Linked DNA regions of Mus musculus: all the other regions are linked to region 2. The links are chromatin loops, found by intact Hi-C in ENCODE. Cell type or tissue: left cerebral cortex. All regions are shown on one strand. Region 1 has its middle 33 kb from the start of Gm24208. Region 2 has its middle 29 kb from the start of Gm34348. Region 3 has its middle 11 kb from the start of Gm40838. Region 4 overlaps Cyria (CYFIP related Rac1 interactor A).

Region 1 (5,000 bases), 1.0 Mb before region 2:
CAGGACCAGACCGCCAGTGCCAGATTACTTTCTGAAGGGGTTGTGCTGATTGACAGTCACACTAACAACCCAGGAAGAGCCTTGTGGAATATATTTTATGAATTAAAATAGAACTTGTTGTACTTAAACCTTGCTGTGTGTTTATAGAGTATAGATCAGTGCTAGTGAGAAGCAGATAGGAGGCACTTCCCACTTGACTCTGTACCCTGCTCCTTCCCTGTGACTGCCACCACCCCCACCCTTCCTACCCCCACCCGGCCACTATATTATGGGTTATAAGCTAAATATAAACTAAGATCTAAGCTTGAAGTCGGTCTTTTTTTCTTTTTTCTTTTTTTCCCTTTTCAAGGTAGAACTATGTGGCAATGACTCAGTCTGCCCCAGATTTAAAAAGAAAGAAAAGAATTGGTTCCTGGCCAATTGGAAATGGGTAGAACCATTTCGTCACATTCCTTGCCTTGTTTTGACTTAGAGAAATTATGTGCTTCATTGTCATTTGATAAGATACATTAAATAAATTAAAAAAAAGAGTAAATGCACAAGGAAACCCAGGGTAGATTTCCTTACAGCAATCTTATCGTTTGACTAGATAATGTCATTTTCCAAAGGACTAGTAGCAGTCCCGAAGTGATCTGGTTTCGTGGGAGTGGAGGAGGGACTATTGGAACAAAAATGCAATGGTCCAGGAAGGAAAGGGAGGGATACTAGTTTGCTATTGTGAAGGATGTCTTTCAAGGGAGGAAGAGATGAGGGAACTAAAGGGGGTTCCTGGGGGGTGGGGTGGGGAGGAGGGATGGGATTTATAGGGAGAGAGGGCACTGTAGGGGGTTGGTTCCTTTAAGGGAGGAAAAGATTGAGTATTTTGCTGTCAATTTCTGTTCAGTTGTTTTAGATTCATTTAAAATTCTTTAAAGCCTTAGTTTCTTTGTTTCTGATATTCCACTTCTAGTTAAACTATTGAGAGAAATCTGAAAGATTTTGCAATCTAGGAGGTCTGCAGGACCCAATAAGAGTTACAGACTTCTCTTTAACCTACTCACATCAGAGTCTGTTAGTTCAAGGACAGAACCCAGGACCACTGAGAGAAACACAGAAGTAGCTCTCAGAGCTTTTCTCATGGCAAATTTTTACCCTAAAGATGGCCCAAAGGACATGAGAGCCAGATTCCTTAAATGAAGTGCAGGGTCTGTCTAGACCTTGCCTCCAGGAACTCTGCCGTGACTGCTCTGGATGGAGTAGGCCTTGGGTGTCCCAGGTGATGCTAGCAAGCTGTTTTAAGTGGAGCCTGATCCATCCCTATGCATGCATGCATGCACATGTGCATGAGTGTGCATTCAGGGTTTTGTAGAGAATCTCGGATAGAAACTGATTAGAGGAGGAGAGACTATTACTTGAGTGTTGAAGTAGTGATGGCCATCATGAGTTTGGCTTTTCCTTCCCCACATATTGTGATTCCCTGGCTGCTCGCAGATGTTAGCTGCTTAAAGTCTGACTGGACATAAAGGGAAATTCTGTGTTTAGACAAAGTGGTACTGGACTGGTGGGAACTGATTCTGATCTTTTACTGTGAGGAAATTGTTGTAAAGGGGGCTAGCAAGAAAGCCCTGTAGAAGCCATTTAAAGTTCATGAGATGGCATGCTTAGCCACAGTCAGACTTACAAGCGCTTGCTAAAGAACCCTGAGACATGCTTGAGCGAGGACCGGCTTACAGTCTCAGACTACAGTTTGAGATATTTTGTTTGGCATTAAAAGCCAGGCAATTTGGAGAAATTGGATCATATCCGTATCATTACATACTGTTTACTTAAAATATTGGTATTAGTACTGTAGACTGTAATAACAAATCTTGTAATGTGTGTCCATCCATAAATTGTTACTCGTTTTCCCACTGGCTCACAACCCAGCACCAAGAAAACACTGCAGAATAAAACCTATGTGCTAATGGAGACAACCAGAGTCAGGGTGTGTGGGTTTGTGGCTCACTTCCCAGTTCTGTACACTAGGTGGTGCTAGTGTCGCGCTGTGAATACCCACAAAGGCCTGAACACATGTGTTGGTGTATTTTTACCACTTGGGGTCACTTAAGGATTACCTGACTTGCCTCTTTTCCATCTAAGCAAATTCACAGATTCCAAGGAATTATTTCCCCATTACATTTGTCAGAGTCTGTGGCTTTTTTTTTTACCTAGATCTTGAAGGCCAAGAAGTGTGAATTGGAATTTTTTTTTTCCTTAGCGAATTGGCCCCACATGGCTAGTGCCTGGGTGGTTCCTCCTGTCACAGTATGGTGGACTACCCCCCACCCCACGCCTTCTCTTGGGCCCACCATTGGAGACTTCTCCGTATAAAGATTTTCCATACATGTCAGGATCGTGCTTACGCTAATTGCTGTGCTCATTAACATCTCCAGAACTTGGAGTGCTTTTTCTCAGTCATTTCCTTTGATTTTGCCTGTCTCTGAAAGGCCAGCTCTGAACGAAGTGAGGTGGGTATCACATTAACTAATTGCTGACACCCACCGGCTTTCTTGCCTCCTATGCAGCTGATCCCAGGAATTACACCATTGCCCCTGGAGAGCATGCTAGAAATTTGTGGAATGGCCCTGGTGGACTTGCCTGCCTGTGGGTGGGTATGGGTGAGGACAAGGGCAGGATGTGTGGGCTTGCACAGCTTGGACAATGAGCCTAGTCACTTCATATGGCAGCTCATGGGGACTTATGTGAACACTCAAAACGTGGATGGTCTTTCAGAATCTCCCTTCTCAGCAAGTAACTTCTATTTTTCTTCCTTTCTTCCTTCCTATCTTTTTTTTTAAACTTTCTTTGATGTGTTTGCATATTTTATGTGCCTGGTACCTGTAGAGCTCTTAAGATGATATTGTATCTCCTGGAACTGGCGTTATACATGACTTGAGCCAACATAGGTGCTGGAACCAAACCCAGGTCCTTTGCAAGATCAACAAATGCTCTTAAGTGGGAGCCATCTCTCCAGCTATATACCTTCTGCTATCACTGAATAGCTTCTCTCCAGCTATATACCTTCTGCTATCAGTGAATGGCTTCTCTCCAGCTATATACCTTCTACTATGACTGAATAGCTTCTTAGGTGATGGAAGCAGAACTGAGTCACCAACTCAAGAACATCCTCTGCTGGGGCCATTTAAATCTGTGACAGAATTCATTTGGTTTCTACCACTGAGTGCACAGTTAAAATTACACTCAGTGTTATATAGTTTATCATCTGTGTCAAACCCACCCAAGAAAGTGAGATAGGCCTCTATTAATTAAATCCAAACTAAGACGCTTAAATCTTTTATTTCCCAACCTTCCTCCTTAAATCCTCTCCATTCATACCACCAACCCCTATGTAAAAAACAGTAAGTATCATTTATTGGTCTATACTGTGAACTTGGCATCATTCTAAGTACCCATTCTGGTTCAGTCCTAACAACCCAGAAGCTAGGTTACCTTCATATTTCCCAAGCATCACCAAGAGGGTAGTTACTAGTTTAAAGATGACATGGCTGGAAAGTAATGGTGCTAGGACTGCCTTTATTCTTATGCTGTTGCCTGCTGGGAGATCTTCCCTCCTTGACTGTCAGGATCTTACCCAGTGTCAGGGCCCTGAGTCATCCTACCCAGCCCCTTGAATGAAAAGTCTGCTCTGGAATGCCACCCAGAAGCCAGATATTTTGGATTCTGACTCATGTAAGAGCCAGCGCTATCCTTTTTCAGGTAAGGAGCCTGAGGCGCAAGGGTCTTGGATGTTGAGTTTGTCAAGCCCTGGAAGGTGGGCTTTCCTGCTGTGCCCCTCCAGGAAAACCTCAGCTCATCTCTTTGTCTCCCCTACACATTATAAATTAGCTAGCGGGTCGTGGTTGTGCACGCCTTTAATCCCAGCACACGGGAGGCAGAGGCAGGCAGATTTCTGAGTTCGAGGCTAGCCTGGTCTACAAAGTGAGTTCCAGGACAGTCAGGGCTACACAGAGAAACCCTGTCTTGAAAAACTAACTAACTAACTAACTAACTAACTAACTAACTAACTAACTAACTAAGCAAATTAGCTCTAAACTCTCTAAAACTGTCACATACCTATTCCAGGTGGGTCAAGGTGCTGCTAGAGCAGTGGTTCTCAACTTGTGGGCCACCAACAGTTGTATATCAGATATTTATTTTACCATTTATAACAGTAGTACCATTACAGTTCTGAAGTAGCAATGAAATGATTTTATAGTTGGGGGTCCCCACAACATGCAGAACTGGATTAAAAGGTTGCAGCATTAGGAAAGCTAGGAACCAATGGTCTAGTGAGAGGCTTTTGGGCTACAATGCCTCTTCTCCCTCTACAGTGTGCAGGCATTCTTACATTGTGACCTTTTCCAACTGACGAGACTATCATGCTTAGATGATGGAGGCCTTCAACAGAAAAACACCGAGACTTTTCACTCCGAGCAGGAAACAATATCCCATAGTGTAATAACCCCAACAGAATGGAAGAATAGACCACTTTCAGTAAAACAAACAAACAAACAAACAAACAAACAAAAAACAAAAAAACAAAATCACAGCTTTTTCAGCCTTCTCAAGAAAACCTTTGACCAAAATCTGAGCATGATTTTGAGCATATGGGCCCCAAGTTCCAATTTGCTGTGGCTGAGATTTCACTGGTACGATGGACCAACACTCCCAGAGAAATATGTGAATTCATCGTGGCTATTTTTGCAGCACTGAAGCTGGCACACTTCCAAGCTGAGAACTTTCTGCTTTAGCAGCTCTCGGTTATTTGAGGCTGGATGACTCACTTAGTGTAACATCCTCTTGTTTTCCTCCTCCTCCTCCTCCCCGGGCCCCCTCCCACCTAAGAGGGCTGGCAGGGGCAGGAAGGGTTATGAAACTCAAGCTGCTGTTGAGGACTGCATGTCTTGTCAGTTTTTGGTAGTGCTTTGTTGGGAACCACTCTTCCTGCTCCTTCACGATCTCCTCCCTACTAGGCAGGTCAC
Region 2 (5,000 bases):
GTGATATAGTCTTGGTGGAACCAGAATAGTACATCGGAGTACAGAGGTCCATCTTTTTAAACCCTCTCATTTGTCACAGATGCATGAGGACTGGGGAACCAGAAACCAGACCTGAACCTAGGACCATCCAAGTAATGGGCTGAAGTTTATATAGCTGTTTGACTATGAAGTCAGGACTATAAGCCGACAGTCTTGCCTCCCATTCTATGACATATACAATAGTTTCCAAACTGCACCCTATATCTGGGTTTTCGAGAATAATAGTCTCATTTTTTGGTCATTCAGTTTGGGGAGAATTTTCTTGGTGGTGTGTACCCCACAAACACCCTTGGCATCTTGCAAAGAGCAGAGCCAGTCCCTCTTTGTCCTTCTGCAAGTTGTCTATGTAGTTACCTGTATTGGATATGAATAGAGAGGCAGCTAGCACAGCCTAGTTCTTCAGTGTAAGTTCTGTGTTCCCTCCCTGTAGGACTCTCTGCTGAGAAGCAGCTGGGGCTTGTGCCCTGATTTTTGCAAAGTACTCAGAGAACAGATGCATCCAGCAGATGTAGGCCCTGGGACTTGGAGGGAGCCTTTCTCACATGTTCAGCACTTGGCTGCCCTCCTTGCTTCTGAGTTACCTCTGATGAGGGGCAGTGGGAGCATGGAGGAGGGCCATCTACACTCCGTGGAGACGTGATATAAACACTAAGTAAAAACAACTGTGAAAGTAAGTCAGTCCCATGACCCTCCCTGCTCCACTGTCATGTATTTTATTTCCTGCCATTTGATTCTGGCTTCGTCCCCTCTGTGCATTTATGATGCTTCACTGAGGTCAGTGACTCCTGAGAAGCGGAAAATGACACTGTATACAGCTAGGGTTCGGACAGTTCTGAGGCATATTAAACTTGGGATTTTCAAACAATTTCATCAGAAAATATCAGTGAACAAAGAGGAGAGATGACAAGATCTTTGAATGTCCTTGTCTGTTAGCTGGAGAGAACACAGGCTAATTTACACATGCATTGCATCCTGAGGGTCACTCTTCCATGGCATTATCAGAAGGATGCTTTGACCAAGAAAGGGGATTGGCTTTTCCTTGGCTGACGTTGCTGGTAAGCAATGCTTCTCAGGCTTCTTCTGGTTCTGTGGCCACAGCCCTCGGTCAGGCATCTTCAAGCCGTCGTAGAACAGCAACCTGTAAGTTTGGCTTAGGCCCTCCCCTAAGCAGCTTCAAACCACCCATCTCTTTATCACCCATCTCTGTACCACCACCACAAGATTGGCTCTGCAATTCTCCTACTTAGAGCACCATGACAACTGTCCATCACTCAGGTAATGTGGGACCACCTTCCAGTACCACACAGGGATTCTCTGCTGGCCATTCAGCACCTCCCTGTCTCTGCGCCAGGTGTCCCTTCTCTTAACACCAAAGTCCCAGTTATATGGAAATTCTCCCCTTCCTGAGCTTCCGGCTTTTTCTAATGGCCAGATGCCTTTGTTCTCTACATCCTTGTTCTGTTCTGTTCTCAGCTCCTGTGTCACCCCCCTTAAGCTGCAAACTCTGGGACAAAAGGCCAATAGTGCTTATTTAACATATCAAAGCGACCCCACAGCCAGATTCTTCTCCCAGCATCCCTCAGTCCCTACCTGTTACAGGGTATCCTTGCATACTCTGCCCTACAGTCTGAATTTTCCAGGGGCTGGGCTGCCCTTCCCCCAGAGGCTCTTCTCTGAATAATCCAGCCATTTTGGTTCTTGCCCCTTTCATTCCTTAGGCCTCCTGGCTGCTGAACCATTTCCCCCTCACTATCCTTTTCCTTCCCCTCCCCCACTCCTCACAAGGCTCAGAGTCATTACCTCTGTGGACTTGCCCAGATGTGTCTACCTCTGGCTTTGCTCTCCCTTTTATCTACAATAACCTTTCTCCTCCACCATTCCAAGGAGGGGGTCAAATTCTTTCCTTTTATTTCTTTTTCCTCCACTCATGCAGCTACAGGAGCCTGACCAATCTGAGCCCCCAGCAGAATTAGAGTATACTGCCCTCCTCTTGGTGGGCCATTTGTCCTCCCTCTATCATCTGACCGTACCTATGAGTCACCTCTGTCTGCCTGTTAATCGGGTGGTAACCGGAAATGGGACCACTCTGTCTCCTGAAGGCCTGGCCAGATGAAGAATTCATTGCAATTTGATGAATCTGTGAGAGACAGACCCAGGTTCTGAAGAGATGGCCTCCCGACTTTGTCTCTCTAGCCCTGTCTGCCTTCAGCTCCTGTAGAAACAGCTGCAGGGCTCACAGGCCAAACCCCATGGGTCAGAGAAACAACTGTCTTGTGAGTGTGTGTTTCCCCTCAAAACAAAGATTGCAACATCCTCCTGGCCTGGAGTTCACAGCTGTGGGAGGAGGTTGCACTGGGTAGTGCAGGGTCAAGGAGGCAGAGGTGGGGGTGTGGGGGACCGTTAGGTCTGAATAAGTACCGAGGTAGAGCTTAGCCCCACCCCCACCAAGCCGGGTGGTGCAAACACTGTGAAGAGCCCGGTTTTCCTTAGCTTCCTCCCCACGTTTTACTTTTCTCTGATATTTGATTATGTGTGAATTCCTTCTCATCCCCTGGGAGCTAGCACCCTACCGCCTTTGCAAAATATCTGAGTTACATTTTTGCAGATCGTCAAGCTTCAAGGGCATTCAAACGACCTTCTAGAGGACTGCAGTGTCTTGGTAAGTGATGCCCCCTGGTGGCCAAATGGAGTAGTTGCAATTCGCAGGGACCATGAAGTAAGAACCCTGGCTTTGTAATGGCCATGAGGCTCTGTTCAGCAGATGTCCCACTGTCCCTGAAGGATTGGCTGAAGGGCAACAGGGTTGTGTGTGTGTGTGTGTGTGTGTGTGTGGTATCAGGCCTTTAAGGATGCTGAAAGTTTACCTTCTATAATCTGAGTGCTAAAGAGTTGTTTAGAGACCCACCCACTTATTTCTCAGATGAAGCCAATTCCAGGGAGGGGAGAGGGAATTTCTCAGTCTGTATGACAAGTTGAAGAGGCAGAACAGGCATGTTGGTTACTGATTTGAAATTCTTTCCTTCTAGCATCTTGGGACACCTGCCATGAAGTCCTTCCTATGTTTGCTTTCTTTCAGAGGAAGAGAAGACCAGCATCTTCCCTCTAAATCTCCCTCGGTTGGGCTCCATCTCAGTCCTACTTGCTACAGGAAGTCTTCTACAAATAATCAGAGGACACATCCAAAGCTCTCCTGGAGCTGGTCCAAAAGTTAGACGGTAGAATTTGAACTGTGAACACATTGCATAGAAACAACCTCACAGGGCTTGACAGTCTAATGAAAAGTAATAGTCAGAGAGACAGAGAGGCACAGGTCGAAGGACAATTGAGGCACTATTGTGTATTTTGAAGAAAATAAGTAGGGCAATTTGGTAGAGGACAAGTTTAAGTGAGGCCCATGAGCATGGTCAAGGAGGATTGCACTAAAGCAGGGAGAACATTCAGGGAAGGTAGAGGAGAGGTGTGTAGAGGCTGTAGGTCTGGGGTGAGATTGGCAGGTCCCATCGTGGAGAAGACTCAAGAGGTGATAGACTAGTGGCCAGGAAGAGCACACCAGGGCAAGAGCAAGGAAGCCAGGCCAGAGGCACAATCTGATTTATAACTCACGTGAATCCCAGGCTATGGCACTGCCAGTCTCCACTTTCACACCAGCTCGTCTCCTCCAGAAAGTCCTTCACCACCCTACCAAGTTGGAGTCACTTCTCTGAGCCCTGGTGTTAACATCTCTGTGTCTCTATCATTGGGGCTATCCATGACACACCAGCTGTGGCTATGTCTTTTGACTACCCAGCATAGTAAGCTCCACATTCAGAGAGACAGAGACAATGGACCCAAATCTAGAACATTCTGCCAGAGGCAATGTGTCCCTATGCCACCGCTTCTTGGTGTGTAAGGTGAGACTAGAAATGCACATTGCATAGCTTTTTAAATAATTAAGTAATAAGTATAAAACGTTGTCACAACAATGGCAGGCACTATGTCACCTCTCGTTAAGGAGGAGATGTCCTTTCTGGGTATGTTCCCAGGCTAGCTCCAATGAGATCCATCCTAGCGTCTATGGTGGCAGTTGCATGCTTTGGTAGTTGCATAGGGAGACTTTGGAGGGAACACATTTAGTCAGACTGAAGAAGAAAACTGAAGGTGGCATAGGTTGATGGAATTCTGAATTATTGAATAAAGTTAATTTATTTAATTATTCCCTTTGGCAATATACACTAGACAAAACAGCTTGGGTTTTTTGTTTGTTTGCTTGCTTGCTTTTTTGAGATAGGGCTTCTCTGTGTAGCCTTGACTATTCTGGAATTCTCTGTAGATCAGGTTAGCTTCAAACTCACAGCGATCCACCTGCCTCTGCCTTCCAAGTGCTGGCCTTAAAGGTGTGCAGCACCACAGCCAGGCTGACATACTGTTCTCGTGCAGCTGTTCTTGGGCATGGGTTGTCTATTTACAAAAGGCACCAGACCAGAGGTTCTTCCTCCCTTAATCCTCAGTGAGGATGGTCTTTGTTTCATTGGCAGCCTTCTTCAAACACACGTGGCTCACATGGGAAGGACGAAGCTGGACATTCTGGTCTCATTCTGTACTTGCCCCATCTTCCTTCAATGTTCTCCATTCACTTACAATGATTCACTAATTGTATCATTGTAATACTTGATGTTATATTTATTAACTTATTCTTTTCTCCATCGTATCTAGTTTACGTCGCCCTACTGCTCTTGGAAAGAGGGCCTGCGCTGGAGTGTGGCCAACCTACCAGGCGCCACATCATTAAAGAAAATCGAGTCTCCCTCTTTCCTCAGCTACCAATATCTCCTCTGCCAGGGGTGGGATTCCATGCAGATATCCTGTCCTCCATACTGAGATTCCATTTAGACTGAGCTTAGGCAGGTCTCTTGCATGCTGTCACAATTGCTGTGAGTTTGAGATGTCTACTGTACCCTGCTGTGTCTGGGAAACACATTCTT
Region 3 (5,000 bases), 49 kb before region 2:
TGAGAACAGTGTGCACAAAGTTCTCCGGAAAGTGCACTGAATGCTCAAAGAACAAGGAAAGGACAGTGAGGAAAGGGGACATGAAAGCTGAGGATGACCGAAGAGTCCTGCCATAGCATGAGATCCTTTGGTTTCAGGTAAATTGCAGTACCTGAAAATTCTCACAACTAAAATCAAATTTGATTTTATATTATTCTATACACAGGTCTCAGTTCCCTCTTGGTTTCAGTTTTCTCTCTCCCTCTTTCCTTCTCTCTCTCTCTGTCTGTCTCTCTCTCTCTCTCCCTTCCTCCCTCCCTCCCTCTCTCCCCCCCCCCTCTCTCTCTCCCTCTCTCTCTCCTTTGTTTTATGTGCATTGGTGTTTTTCCCACTTGTATGTTTGTATTGAGTGTCACATCATCTGGAACTAGAGCTCCAGACAGTTGTGAGCTGCCTTGTGAGTGCTGAGTATTGAGTCTGAGTCCTCTGGAAGAACATCCAGTGCTTTTAACTGCTGAGCCATTTCTCCAGCCCCTGGTCTCAATTCTTAATTGCGCAAAACATAAACGAAAGGTCAAAGGGTGCACATATCAGCAAAAGGATTTCTGTGGAAAGAGAACACATGTGTCCTTTTGGTGTGAATGTCTGGCTACCAGCTGTCTGTGTGACCGGAGAAGTGGGTAGGTGCCCATGACCTTTGTTCCCTTTGTCTCTAAAGTTAGAGGGTGATGCTCTTGGAGCTGTTGCTCCCAGGCTTAGTTTCTTTTCTGTGGAAGAGTTGGCAGTTACTACCGCCCTGCACTAGAAATTCTGAGTTTCTAAGCAAGATTTTTTCTTCCATCCTTTGCTTTTTCTCGCCCCTTCCATTCTTCTAACATCTGGCCCGTTTTCCAGAGTCTAAAGAATTCTAAAGTAAAAGAGTGTACTGCATAGGCAACATCTTTCTTTAAATACAACCTCATGGGTTATTTTGTGTAGCAGGAGCCTTCCTTGACAATATAAAACATAGAGGCTCAGAGCTCATAATATTAAATTATATGGAATTTAATTCCATTTCTACAATTTAGAAACTATATTGGCTTGAGCAATTTACTTCAATTCTCTGTGTCCGTGTCTTCATTTGTACAGTGAGGTAATGGTGCCCATCTCATAGGGTGGGTCTTGGGATTACATAAATTAAAAATTAAAATGGCTGAAGCCCGGAGAAGAGGGCCATGTGTTCATCACTGGGTGAGCGAGCACCCAGGAACTGAGCTGCTGTCTCATGCAGGAGTCTAAGCAGATGGCTGGGTGGCCTCTCCTCTGGAATGTGGTGCCAGGGACTTCTGTCTCAAAATGGTGGTGACTTTGGGGGTCCCATCTGGCTCTGACATTTTGGTATTTGAAAAGTAATGAGACCCACTCATTTTAACAGTGGGCATCTTCTAGAATGGAGGGAGAGCATGGTCATCCAGCCCGGCTTTGGGATGGTGAGCTAAGCTCTGGGAGAGTCATACAATCAGAAAAAGCCAGAGTGATTTCCATCTTAAATACTATCTGCGAAATGCTTTAATGTCAAGACTCCAGCTGCTTTTCTGGCTTGCCTTTCCTACTTAGATTTAATTTTTTCTTCAATAATTCATCAGTGGTTATAGAAACAGTCTGATACAGAGAAAAGATCAGAGTTAGTGTTTCTAAATACAATGTTCAGTCCTTATACGGAGTGGTGGAACACCTCTTACATTCAGTTTCCCAATTTTATATAGAAATCAAAACAACTGTCTTGTGTCAACAATATGAGAATAACTTTAAACAACATTCAGGACTCTGCAAGGTAAAAATGATAGCTTTGCTGACTTGCCCTGCTGGACTGCTGACCCCACCTCTGCTCAATCCCAATTTCCATTTTAATTTTTTTTTTTTTTTTTTGAGACAGGGTTTCTCTGTGTAGCCCTGGCTGTCCTGGAACTCACTTTGTAGACCAGGCTGGCCTCGAACTCAGAAATCTGCCTGCCTCTGCCTCCCAAGTGTTGGGATTAAAGGTGTGTGCCACCACTACCCAGCTCAATCCCAATTTCTACTACATTCTAGAATTATCCATTAGAGTGATTTCTTTGCAAATAGATAGAAAAAAGATGTCTCTGTATTGGCGATAGTGTGTGTTGGTATTAGAAAATATTTATAACCTCCTGGAAACCAGACATCATTTGAATTCATGAAAAGTAGTTGCTACAAGTTCTAAAAATATTACTCATAAATAATGCTGTTTCCAGACCCCTTGTGCTGAGTCAGGTAACCCTGAGCCCTCTGTTCAACAGGCCTCTGATCACTCCTGTAACGCCAATGGGGAAATTAGCTAGTGCCAAGATATTTTTAACTGGTCTGAACAAACACATCTTCATTTGCATACAGCAAGATGTAACCTTAGCAACAGCGTGTATTTTTGGACACCCTTTCATTTAATGCAAATGAAGCCCATGGATGCACCCGGAATCTGGTGACAGAATTCAACGTGACCAATGCACGTGTCAGCAGACAGCCCTGGTAGCCCAATTTCCTGTCACTAGTACAGATCAGCATGGCCCCAGATGGAATAATTTTAAAACATCGGTTGTTCCTCTTTACTTTCCAGTCACATTTGACTATTGCTCCTGTTCTAAGTGGCCCGGGGTGTGGGAAAATCTGGATACTGCTTGTGTAAAGAATTACACTTTAACAGTGTGAAAGAGAATTGAAAGTGGCTATGTAGCTTCTACACTGTGACACAAGGGCGGTTCCCTACAATCTCTGAGCCAGTGTGTGCTAGAAACTCAGGGCACACATTAAGTTCATTACATCTTCTTGATTGTGAAAGTTTTTTTTTTAATTAGGTATTTTCTTCATTTACATTTCAAATGCTATCCCAAAAGTCCCCCATCCCCTCCACCCCATCCTCTACCCACCCACTCCCACTTCTTGGCCCTGGCGTTCCTCTGTACTGAGGCATATAAAGTTTGCAAGACCAAGGGGCCTCTCTTCCCAATGACGGCCGACTAGGCCATCTTCTGCTACATATGCAGCTAGAGACACGAGCTTCTGGGGTACTGGGTTAGTTCATATTGTTGTTGTGAAGTTGTTTTAAGTAAAACTTTTTTAAGTGCTTTATGGCTTTAGGTCAGAATTCTGTATGTGTTCCATATCTATTGGTTATAATACGATGCCTTGATATGTATTTACTGGGGTAGGAGGGAATAAAACAAGCTAACTAATAAGAGATCTCTTTGAATATGTCTTTTGTCACAAAGACATTGCAAATGAACTGCTAGTATGTTTACAGAGTTGAGAAGGGCATCTGTTTGAGGACATGCTCTTACAATTTGTTCCCCTCCTTTGTGTCTGCCACCTCCACTACATTTATAACATTGGTGAGTGTGTGTGTGTGTGTGTGTGTGTGTGTGTGTGTGTGTGTGTTTGTGTGTGTGTGTGTGTAGGTCACAAGTCAACATTTGAAGTCTTTTTTTATCTTTAATCGTTTTTTACAGTCCAGTCGTTGTTATCCTCCTCTCATTCTGCCCTTTGACAGTAGTTATCCTCCTCATCCCATTCCTCCTCCCCTGTCTCCAAGAGGATGCTCCTCCCCCGACATACTCACCTCCCCAGGCTTCCTCATTCCCTGGGGTCTCAAGTCTCTCAAGGGTTAGTTAGGTGCATCTTCTTTCACTGAGGCTAGACCAGGCAGTTCTCTGCTGTATATGTGTTGAGGGGACTGGACCAGTTAGTGTATGTATGCTGCCTGTTTGATGGCTCAGTATCTGAGAGATCTCCTGGGTCCAGGTTTGTTGAGACTGCTGGTATTTTTTTTTTAAGCACTTTTCACTTCATTGTCTTGTGACAGAGTCTTGCTGCACCCAGAGCTCATTGGTTTGGCTACACTGGCTGGCTAGCAAGATCCTCTGGGTTCTACCCAACATCGCCTCCTTCAAGGGCCAGGGTGACAAGGCAAAATTGCTACATCTGCTTTATATAGGTGCTGGGGGTCCCAAGCTCAGATCTTCCTGCCTTCACAGCAAGTATTAGCAGTTCTGAAGATGGGCTGTGGGCTTCAGATTTTTTTTGAAATAGAAGAAGGAGGATTCTATGATTTGGATAAGTTTCTTACTGGACTCCATGTGCTAAAGGATTGATCCCTAGGTAGTGCTAATTATTAGGAAGTACTGGAACATTTAGAAGTCAGGGCCTAGCAGTCATTTTGTAGGTCTGTGAGGACCTGAACTGGATGGGGTTGTGGGACTTTGTCCTCTGTCTTTGTGTCTTCCCTCAGGAGTTCAGCAGTTTGCTCTTCTTGCTTGCTTGTTCACCACCATTGGTCTCCAGCACAAATCAGCAGAAGCCGAAGGCAACGAGTTACTGTGTCTTGGACTGGGGACTCCCAAACTGTGGGCAAAAGCGAACCTTTACGTTTTGTACATTACTGTCTCAGGCATCTCATTATCTCGAGAAGTTGGCTAACACCAAGGTTCATAAACTTTTACCAGTTGTTGCCGAGTAACCTTTGGATGGGAGCCTTCTTTAAGGATGTGACCTCAGAGAAAGTAGTTCCTCTTCTTTTTGTAACAGGATTTCGTGATGTTCAGGCTGACCTTGAACTCCTGATCCTCCCAAGTGCTCGGTTTATAGGCTTGTGTTTAAAATTATGTCTATCTTTAAGAAAGTACAGAGCAAGAACCCAGTCAAAGGACCTGATTTGGGTTTAGAGGAACTTGGAGTCCTTCACTGCCAAGTTCTTCTGGCAGCTTAGTTACGAGTGACTCATCTCTGCATGGGAAATCTGGGTGACACACAACAGAACTACATGATATGGTTGTGAAATTGACTTTCCTCTATAGCAGGCTTCCCTGTTTTAACAATCAACTGTCACCTTTGGTTCTCATGATCCAGCAGCCATAGAGTTTTGGACACTGCTGCCCTCTACACCTGGCTTCATTCTGTGGCTGTGTTCTTCATACCAACATAGGATCTTTGTGTGGATGTGGTTACACATACATAGGCATGTGTTTGTGCAT
Region 4 (5,000 bases), 140 kb before region 2:
TTATGTAAGTGGCATTGACCAAACTTCCTGCATGCCAGACTAGGATGTAGGCTTCAGAAAAGTAACAGCAGGCTCAATTGGAGAGAGAAGTTGTCCCAGGCGAAGAAAAGGAAGGGCGTGTTGTGTACATGAGGGCAATACATCACCATAAGATCTGTTCTTGTGTAGCAAAGGAGAGAGGTCGAGAGAGCTGGCTAGGGATTGGTTGTTTAGAAAACCTGCAACCTAACAAGCAGGGCAGAAATATGGATGAGGCCTTTGGTGCCGGAAAGATATCAGTGACCACACTGATGCTAAGTCAGAGTGTTAAACTGGGTCAAAAAAATCTCACTTCAGTTATCTATTGGCCAAGTTGATGTTTAAGAAGGTTAATTTTCTTGCACTGAGTCTCTATATCCCTTGATCACCTATAACCCAGTGTCTGGGGCCACAGAAACACTTCTCTGTTCCAACGGTCTAGATTTTACCCAATGAGCTTGCCCAAATTCCCAACATAATTGAAACAGCCTAAGGCCAAACCACCAGATATGCTAGTCAGAGAGGGGTCACCACTCAGGTGTAAGAAGAGAGTGGAGGAGCAGTGCAGCCGTGCAGAGGCTCAACAGGTCTATTCCCTGCAGCCTGTGCATCTTCAGTCCCTCAAAAAGGACAGTGGTGATAGAGTCACATCCTTCATGTACCATGATGTACGTAGACATGGTACAAAGAATGAACGAGGTGCAGGGAGCTTATTTCTAGGACCGAGACATACAGAAACGACACAGAATGGACAGGCCCACAGAGAAGTCGCTCTCTATCCCTTCTGTACATCCAAGTTATCACACATCATGAAAGGTTCAATATGCTAACTACAAATCATTTTTATGCATTTCCACAAAGCAGGCCCCACTACCAGGACTGCCCAGTTTAATCTAAAGGCTAAGACAATGCTTCTTTAACTCAAACACTGTCCCTCTGGGATGCTCGAAGTAATTGAGGACATGCCACATTTCCAGCCCCAGGAACTCAAATGATGTCTCCCTGTTTTATAATAATAGTAAGTTGTAACAGAAAGGCACTAAGTCAAGAGTGTTTTATAAGTATCAATGCGGTGATAGTCACAGCACTCTTAGTAGTGGCCCAGAGGCCTCTGGAGCTACTGACATAGCCCAGGGAATGGCAGCATCTACTTGGAAGAAGTTGTAATCTTTGCCATAATGTCTGTATATTATGTGTAATTGAAATTGTGACCTACTCATGTTTTAGCTCATATCTAACTCCACCCACATCTTACTTCCATTCACACTCAATACCCCTCCTCACCCTTGCCTTTTGTTTCCATGATAGACTAGCCTCCTCCTTCTCCTCTCCCTCCTCCTCCTTCTCTCTCTCTACACACACACACACACACACACACACACACACACACACACACACACTTGCACGTGTCTGGTGAGCTGTGTGAGCTCTGCCTCCTGTTCCTTACTACTCTCTAGTACGTGATAAGTCAGAAGTTTGAGCCAATGCACATCAGCCCTACACACAGAGTAGAACAAGTGAATGTTTCACAGATGACGACAAAAACATCACGGATTTCACTGACACAAGGAGAGAACTTGAGAGAATCATCCTGAGTGAGATTACCCAGTCCCCAAAGGACATGGATGGTATGTACTCACTTATAACTGGATATTAACCAGAAAATACAGGATTTCCATGCTACACTTCACAGATCCAAAACAACTAAACCAGAAGGAAGGTACAAGAGAGGATGCTTGACTCTCACTTAGAAGGGAGAATAAAATAGTCATAAGTAGCAGATGAAGGGAACTGGATGGGAGAAGGGATAGAGAAGAGAATGGAGGGGCTCAGGATCAAGTATGGGCAGGGACAGGAAAGATGCCCAGAGGTCATGAGAGTGAATGGGAATCTGCAACCGACCGGGATGGGGAGTTGGGAGGCATCTCCAGGACAAGACAGAGACCTGGGAGAAGGGAGGCAGCCAGGAATCAACGGGGATGAACTTAGCTGTGACTGATGACATTAGGGATACAGAACCTGAAGAGGTCACCTTCTGTACCCAGGCAGAAACACCAGTGGAGTGATAGAGACACCAACCTACGCACAAAATTTCTGATCCCAAATTTATCCTTTCTGCAAGAAATGCAGGAATGGGGGATGGAGCAGAAACTGAAGGGATGGCCATCCAAAAAGCAGCCCAACTTGAGACCCATTCCATGGGCAAGCATCAGTCCCTGACACTGTTGATGATAATGTTATGCTTGCAGACAGGGATCTGGCATGGCTGTAGTTTGAGAGGCTCCACCCAGCAGCTGGCTCAGACAGATGCAGACACCCACAGCCAAACTGTGGATGGAGCTTGGGGACTCTTTTGGAAGAACAGGAGTCAGGATGGTGAGTCTAGTATAATCTTGAGTTCTTAAACTAGATATTTCTGTTAAAATGAAGACTTTATATAGACGAGCTTGCAATTAAGCACGTAATCCACTAGAGGGCATTATTGTCTCACATGAAAAGGGACAGTTGGGTTTTGTGTACAAAAGCAGTTTGCAAAGCGAACAAAGCAGGATCCATTTCAACTGCTGCAATATCATTCTAAATAGCACATAGTTCTGGAGTAAAGTTTTTGAACTCGACGCTATAACACTCAATATTTAACGTGGACACTCAATTCCTGCTCATATGCAATCTCAGAACCATGAGTCTAGTTTGCCAGAGTCACGATTTTGGAGAGGGGAAAAATGAATAGATTTAGTCATTTGGCCCAGTAATTACCCTACCCTGCCTCCTTGATGAATTTTTAAAATCATATTTCCAAAGAGGAAAACATCTTCCTCATGGCTGTCCTGACTTCAGTTGGGAAGTGTAGGTGTTGGAAAGGGCATTGTATGGAACACCCAGGATCGGCACAGCATGTCTCCCCAGCTCAGGAACTTAATAATGATGGGCAGGTGGCTTAGTGGGTAAGAGCTCTTGCTATGCAAGCAGGAGGACCTGAGTTTGAATCGCTAGCACCACAGAAAAGCCAGGATGGCCACAAAAGCCTGTAACCCCAGTTGGCTGAGTGGAGCAGACCACAGGCCTGCTAGCTGCGAAGACTACCTGCAAAATAGCACCAGATTCAGTGAGAGACCTTGACTCTCGGGTAAGGTTGAGAGTAATGAGGCTTGACGTGGGCTATCCTCCTTCGTCCTCAGCATGGGCACCTGAGCACTCCCCCGCCCCCTTCCCCACATGTAAACATTCCTTCATGTAACACATGCATGCAACACATATACATACACACAATACTGATATTGGAAAAGTCTGCTTGAAATGCCATCAGAAGAAGAGATTTTTCCATTTATCCCAGACCTGTACTTATGGGTAAAGAGGAGTCCAGCAGCTTCCACAATGGATGCCTCCGCAGGAAGCTTTGTGATACACAAGAGAAGCCACACAGTCCCAAGGAACTCTCCTGTTTAGACAAATGAACTAAGACCATGACAGAACCCAACAAACAAACCCTTTAAAGTTTATCTCCAGATTTCTCTTCAGGCCCAGTCCAGCAGCTAGTGAGGACTTGCTGGCTATATGCCATCTTCTTCCCCCGCCGCTAGCCTTCCCAGGGTGGTGTCTGCAGGCCATGCTGAGCGTCCAGGCATGTTTGAAAGGCTGACCCGTTTTGCTTTCACTCTCCGCAGGGCCTGCAGGCTGCATGATCAGCTGGAATGCTGTCGGGGCTTTTCTTTAATTCTGCTGGAAGATAGCAATTCAAGCTCCTAGTATGGAGCTGGCCCTGGGAGCATTCTTTCTGAGAGTCTGGCTCAGAGGAGCATCCTTGAAACTGGAGCTCTGGGGCAAAAGCCCTGGCTTCAGCAGACCCACAAGCTACACTCAACCAGTGACTCTGATTCCTCTACGGGAGACAGATAGGAGCTTCAGGTCTAAATAGAGGAAGAACTGGAGTCGTGTTAAGAAATACGCATAGGCAAGCTGTCCTGGAGGAGGTGCCATCACACCCACGACTTCAGCTTCTGTCCTGTAAGGTGGGGACCTATAGTCACTGTCATCGTACAACAGGGCGAATCGGGTTCTCATAAGGTGGTCTTCTCTACCGTGTAGCTTCTCCATCATCTGGGGGTGGGGGTCTGTCATGCATGGGGCACCTTGCTGTTTCCTGTGAGCAGCAAGGGCCACATCTCTCTTCCTAGCCACCATTACCTGAAAGCTGGTAGGATGCACACCTCCTTTCTGGCTCTCTCTAATTCCTCTGAAAAGTAGGTTTTAAAAATCATCTTGCATGTGTATGTATGTATGTGTTCATGTATGCACAATTACGTGTGTGTGTGTGTGTGTGAATGTAGGCTCCAGGACACCATTAGGTGTCATCTCCCGGGGTGCCATTCGAGTCTACCAATGGGCTGCTGAGCCCTGAGCCCCTTCCTGTCTCTGCCTCCCTTGGAATGCAAGCTTGCGCCACCACACCCAGAGTTTCCACGTCGGTTGGTTCTGGGTTTCAAACGCAGGTTCTTAGGCTTACAACCTGTTTTTCTTGTCCATAAAGAATTCTAGCTAAGGACCTCACTATATTTTATTTCTAGTCATGAAATACAAAACATTTTTTTTTTCCTCTGAGTTTTCTGGATCCTTGCTGCTCTAAGCCTAACGTAGCAGCCTTGGCACCCACTCACAGATTCATCACATCTACAGAACTGCATGCCCTGCGTCTGTATTAATGTTCCCCAGGTGCTTCAAGGTTGGAGGCCACTGCACCCCACCCAGGACTTGAAATCCCACCATCAAATTCCCTTTTTAACCTTGTTTCCCCTGACGGCTCTCATGCTGGTTTTATTTGCATTTAGACTTAGAAGTAGGCTCATTGATCGATCTTTGCCCCAATGAAAATGTCCACAGGGATAAGATCTGTGAGTGGGCCTACAGGCTGTGCCTTGGGCTGTCGTTCCACACACCATTTCCTTCCTTGAGCTGAGAATGCATGGCTATAGTCAAAACCCTTT

Evidence for each region. A loop is a pair of places that touch in the nucleus more often than their neighbours do. Peaks named below come from ENCODE experiments on the same cell type or tissue, not always from the same donor. Only the 100,000 strongest peaks of a DNase experiment are listed, where the experiment ranks them.
Region 1: a loop joins it to region 2, with 5 times the contacts of the local background. A loop is called at or near these places in 11 of 42 quality-filtered maps.
Region 3: a loop joins it to region 2, with 2.1 times the contacts of the local background. A loop is called at or near these places in 7 of 42 quality-filtered maps.
Region 4: a loop joins it to region 2, with 9 times the contacts of the local background. A loop is called at or near these places in 40 of 42 quality-filtered maps.

What each region holds. Positions count from the first base shown.
Region 1 is chr12:13,212,101-13,217,100 of GRCm38, reverse strand. No RefSeq gene overlaps it. Among named protein-coding and RNA genes, the nearest start is that of Gm24208, 33 kb to the right of the region's middle. In left cerebral cortex, a CTCF peak has its summit at 2,009 (motif pointing right); DNase peaks (open chromatin) are centred at 1,533, 2,011, 3,082, 4,757 and 3 more places; H3K27ac peaks cover 308 bases.
Region 2 is chr12:12,174,151-12,179,150 of GRCm38, reverse strand. No RefSeq gene overlaps it. Among named protein-coding and RNA genes, the nearest start is that of Gm34348, 29 kb to the right of the region's middle. RefSeq lists an enhancer at 1-55. In left cerebral cortex, a CTCF peak has its summit at 2,710 (motif pointing left); DNase peaks (open chromatin) are centred at 561, 2,666 and 3,187; H3K27ac peaks cover 1,409 bases.
Region 3 is chr12:12,223,316-12,228,315 of GRCm38, reverse strand. No RefSeq gene overlaps it. Among named protein-coding and RNA genes, the nearest start is that of Gm40838, 11 kb to the left of the region's middle. In left cerebral cortex, no CTCF peak of the experiment used is centred here; DNase peaks (open chromatin) are centred at 831, 1,280, 2,453 and 4,748; H3K27ac peaks cover 2,895 bases.
Region 4 is chr12:12,315,841-12,320,840 of GRCm38, reverse strand. The region is part of intron 2 of Cyria (CYFIP related Rac1 interactor A); the gene reads right to left. Among named protein-coding and RNA genes, the nearest start is that of Gm34407, 29 kb to the right of the region's middle. In left cerebral cortex, a CTCF peak has its summit at 2,485 (motif pointing right); DNase peaks (open chromatin) are centred at 2,427, 2,975, 3,764 and 4,510; H3K4me3 peaks cover 607 bases; H3K27ac peaks cover 2,944 bases.